Regions from separate parts of the Homo sapiens genome. Here region 2 is linked to region 1. Evidence: read pairs that join two places in POLR2A ChIA-PET (ENCODE). Cell type or tissue: B cell. All regions are shown on one strand. Region 1 has its middle 6.0 kb from the start of LINC01553. Region 2 overlaps CCDC6 (coiled-coil domain containing 6).

Region 1 (2,500 bases):
TTTTCCCTGAGGAAACTCCATCATAAAAGACAGAAAGGACTGGTTTCCAGATAGTACCGTAAAGGAGATACTACCAGTGCCATACAAGAAACAGGCTTTCCATATCTAGCACTTTAGAACCAGTGTATATTCGTATATACAGCATAGACCAATGTGTTTATGGAAACACACACATACATACTTTTTTTCTAATTTCAAAGGGTTCCACTATGGAAAAGTCTCCATGAAACATTCAGGTCCCTCTTCATAAAATTCTCCCAGCTGTGAGAATTCACTCCATAATTGTTCAATACCTGTGTTGCCTGTTCTAGGCCTATTCCAATTCTCCAGGTCTGATGCTGTCCAGCTTCTTTCTGACTCCTGGTTCCACTCAATTGATAGCTCTCTCTTACCTTGATCTTTTCTGCTGTTCACTCTTTTTTTTTTTTTTTTTTTTTTTTTGAGACGGAGTCTCGCTCTGTCGCCCAGGCCGGACTGCGGACTGCAGTGGCGCAATCTCGGCTCACTGCAAGCTCCGCTTCCCGGGTTCACGCCATTCTCCTGCCTCAGCCTCCCGAGTAGCTGGGACTACAGGCGCCCGCCACCGCGCCCGGCTAATTTTTTGTATTTTTAGTAGCTCCTCCTTAAGATATCTTCCCCGTTTGACTCTTTTTATTGAGAATACCTGTGTATATCTGAGAGACATGGGGAGGAGATATACTACTATAGATAACTATGAAGATAGATATGAAGATAGTGTCCAAGTCCAGCTGATAATTGTTGCACTGACAGGACCCACCTGGCCTCTGCAGGGAGTTCATTCAGACATATTCCTGCAGCTAGCTACATGCTGGGTATTAAGGGATCATGTTTCAAAGAATGAGAGCCTGCAGCCATGAAGAGAAGTCAAGAGATACCATCTCAACTTTACTAGGTAGGTTTACCCAAGCATGCAGATGCTGGCCCTCTGCTTCCACCACCTCTCAATTGTTGTGGGGCAATACCGGTCCACATCAGCTGAAAAAGCACCTGGTGAAGCACCCTAACTGACCTGTACAACTGGGATCACTTTGCGGCCTGTTACAGAGCTATGGCAATGCAGTAGGCCTCTCTTCCAGATAGCACTCCTCCTAAGCACCTGCTTCTGATAAACTGTAAAGTTTGTGTTGCTTCCCCACACTTCCTTTTCTATACCTGTCTCTCCTTTGGTATATAAATCTTCATTCTCCCAGAGATATAGGAGCCTAAGTTTCCTTCCCTTGACAAAAATTAACTTTTAAATTGTTTGGCAAACCCATTTACATTAAGGTATAAAAAACTGTGTCTTGATTTAAAGAAATAAATGACAAAGTGTGGTAGTTGAGGCAGGAGTACACATTTAGGAAAGGTCTCAGTGGCAGCCCCTTGCCTCACATTCAGAGTTTTTTATTTAATCTATGTACGGTCAGCACTGCTAGGTGAGAGTGATAATTATGCAGTTGCCAATGATATAAACATTTACTATTCATTTTTAGGCTTATATGTACAATGGACAATCAGAGAGACCCTCGGTCAGTTTGTAGTCAATAGAAAGACCAAAAATTAATTTTGTTTCAGTGCGATACAAATTTAATTAAGAAGATTTTTTAAAATATGTCATTCCTAAGTAAAGCAGCCACCCCAGTTGTGCCTGGCCCACAGTTGCCAGAGGATCTGATGCTTGTGTCTGGGGCCATGTGGGTGGATGTTAAACAGCCCATATGGTATGATGTTCATTTCCTGTATTCCAAGCAAACAGCAGGTGGACTGCCTTCCTACTGCCTTTTAACAGGCAAATCAGCTAGAAAATCTAGAATGTGGTGGGCAATGCAAGATCACAGGAAAAGTCGAAGGGCACTGAGAAAGAAATAAGCATGTCCTACATGCTGATGATAATGATAATATTATAATGGGGCAATATTAGAGAGTATTAAATATATTTGTATTTATAATTAACTCTAGTTCTTAAGTGACCCGTAGTTCTCATATCAAGAGTCATGCAGTTTCTTATCATGTAGGGATTCAACCTTTCTGTCATCAAAGTTGAGCAGTGGAGCTTAATGGTGTAAGGGAAGTTCCTGCAAACAAGAAGATAAAGGAGAAGGCCTATCCCAATCAGCACCTAAAAAGCATGGACAAGAGAGTAAGGAAACGTAAAGGAAGCAGGCTATCTGACATGTGAACTGAATTTGGCCGGAATGGCAGAGGGTTGTTACTTAGGTTGAATAAAAAGCCAAAACAGAGGGAGTTTTGATCTACTCCCACTTTGAAACACTGGAATGAGACCTCCATGCAAGGCACTCTGCCAGCCTCTGGCAGAGGGTTAGAGTGGATGGGTTGAAGAGAAATAGGACAGGCAGGTAGTGCTCTTTGTTCCCTATGGTCTGTACATGGTATGCAGTGAATCTAGAAAGTTCCTGTGTGTGCCAGTGAGGAAATAGGGAGAGTCTGGGAAGACTGTTGGAATTGCAGAGGCCTAGAGTTGGGAAAAGAAGGCCTGCAA
Region 2 (2,500 bases), 82 kb after region 1:
ATAATCTACAGGAAATATTGCTAACATTTTATGGTAAAACCTTTCTGTATATTTACTTCTTTGGAAAAAAGTAGGACAGACTGCTTTTGTGTTTTTGTTTAAATGATAGTGCATTTAAGACAGATTCAGAAGAGTGTGTAGAAGTAGCGATGCCAGATATTCTTTTAAATTGCATAAACAATTGAACTCACAACTGCACATTAGATACATCTCCTGGTGTCTTTTTTCCTCATTCTTGTCTGTATAACACTTTATATTTCATATGAGATCTTGAATTAGGATAATTTCCTCTGACTAGTTGATCAATTACTGAATTGTTTATTTTGGATACTATTATTGTAGCCTCCTTCTTCCTCCAGAAGCTGCTGCTTAAATGGATTCAAGTGTAATTGGCATTATTTTTCTATCCTGGTCCGTTTCGGGCTCTGTTTATCTGGTGGTTTTATTTTACTCTGCAGTATTTTCCATTTCCCCTGCTTAAAGATAGATTTAAAGCTGCAGACCTTAAATGTAATCTTCTTTCATATTGGCCGGTCTTCTTTGTTCATCTCACAGATATTACAAATAACGTATATATTACAAAACTTTGTTCATTCTGCTAATATTTCTGAGGTTATTCTGTATATAAGGCTGTTCTATGCATTGTGCTAAGAGGTTTTGAGACAGTTCCTGCCTCTGGCAGCTGATATTCTAGTTGGGGGGGCGGGGGGCGGGGTTGGAAATAGACATCAGACAACTGATTTCACAGTTATAGAATTGAAGCTGTGATAAATCCTTCAAAAGATGTGTTTCTTGGAGGATATGATGGGGGGAACCAGACCAGTTTAAGGCAGCCAACGGAGCTTCCCTGAAGTGACATGTAGGCTGCAATCCCCTGTATATCTTTTTTGGAGTTAACCATGAAGAGAATTGGTAAAAAAATGTTCTGGGCCCAGGGAAGAGGCTATGCAAAAAATCCTGAAAGCGACAGAACTGCAGGGCAGGTTTGAGGAACTGAAAGACGAGTTGTGGTCAGAGTGAGATCGGGATGTGGCCTGAAGCTGGAAGTAGGTGGGGCCAGGTCTGATAGGGCTCTCAGTCCTGAATCTTGAATTGGACCTGCATTAGACCACTCTTGAATTAGACTTGAATTATTCCTTGAATTTAATTCAAGGGGTAATGTTGGCATATGTGCTTTTAAATTAGGAGTAGGTTTTTAAATTCGGGGGACCATGCCAGTCTAGAACTTTCTTTAGTTGAATAAATTTGACCTGCAAAAATGGTACTTTAATCCATTCTCTTACAGTTTTTCATTAGGATGTGTTTTTGCCAACAGCCTTGGTGTTTTAAAATCTAGATGTGGCAAAATAATTTACTGCTTGTTAAGCAAACCTCCTGACATGGCTGGGGTATTGAAAAAAGAATGAAGATGGAAGTATTGTAGATATAACAAATGTATCCAAACTAGATTTCGCTCTTCCTTTCCCTGATTCACACGTATTCTCTGTCCTTTCTTTCCTTTTCTCCTTTTCTTTTCTTCCTTCCTTCCTTCCTTTCTTTCCTTTCTTTCTGTTGTTGTTGTTGTTACGGAGTCTCGCTCTGTCACCCAGGCTGGAGTGCGGTGGCACGATCTCAACTCACTGCAACCTCTGTCTCCCGGGTTCAAGCAGTTCTCCTTCCTCAGCCTCCCAAGCAGCTGGGACTACAGGCGTGTGTCACCATGCCTGGCTAATTTTTGTATTTTTAGTAGAGATGGGGTTTCACCATGTTGGCCAGGCTGGTCTCAAATTCCTGACTTCAAGTGATCTGCCCGCCTCGGCCTCCCAAAGTGCTGGGATTATAGGCATGACCCACTGCACCGGGCCACCTTATGCCCTAAGTGTTTTTCTGGATACATATTATGCAAATACAAGTGTGTGCCTATATTGTCCTCTTAAAAGGATACCCAGCGATGGGAGCACATTGTACATGCTGTTCTATATCTTGATTTTTTTTTTCTACTTTACACATCTCATGAGTTTTATCCCCAGCACTGGGTATAGAATTGCCCCATTCTTTTCAAGGGCTTGCTGTAAAGTATTCTGGGAACTGGGCGCACTCTCTTTAACTCTTCCTCTGTTGATTGTTTTCAGTCTCCTTCTTTCTATAAAGCAAGTTAAAGGAAACATTCTTTTAACAATGTTTTTAACAAGTCTTAGCAATGGTTTTTATTATCTGTAGGATAATCTAGGAGTAGAGTTGCCAGTTTTTAGAGTATGTGCTTTTGAAATTTTGTTTGTATTCACTTGGGCAGCAGTAAGTCATCTTTTGCTTATTGTCGTCGCTGTCTCGACCTGAAATCCTTTCTTTTTATATTCTTGCCTTCTTTTTTTGGTCCTGTAGCAGGGAACATCTTATTTTTTTGTTTGTTTTGAAGGGGTTGCTTTTACTTAGAACAAATTGCCATGTTACTTACCTTTATTTTTTTCCTGAAACTTAGTCAACTTTCTTAACATTAAACTCCTCTTTTGCTTAATTGGCT

What was found. ChIA-PET counts read pairs that join two places held together with the same protein. Peaks named below come from ENCODE experiments on the same cell type or tissue, not always from the same donor. Only the 100,000 strongest peaks of a DNase experiment are listed, where the experiment ranks them.
Region 2: POLR2A ChIA-PET joins it to region 1 with 10 read pairs; 3 of 35 experiments call an interaction of 5 or more read pairs at or near these places.

The regions. Positions count from the first base shown.
Region 1 is chr10:59,965,666-59,968,165 of GRCh38, reverse strand. No RefSeq gene overlaps it. Among named protein-coding and RNA genes, the nearest start is that of LINC01553, 6.0 kb to the right of the region's middle. In B cell, no CTCF peak of the experiment used is centred here; no DNase peak of the experiment used is centred here.
Region 2 is chr10:59,884,126-59,886,625 of GRCh38, reverse strand. The region is part of intron 1 of CCDC6 (coiled-coil domain containing 6); the gene reads left to right. Among named protein-coding and RNA genes, the nearest start is that of CCDC6, 21 kb to the left of the region's middle. In B cell, no CTCF peak of the experiment used is centred here; a DNase peak (open chromatin) is centred at 985; H3K4me3 peaks cover 1,168 bases; H3K27ac peaks cover 1,007 bases.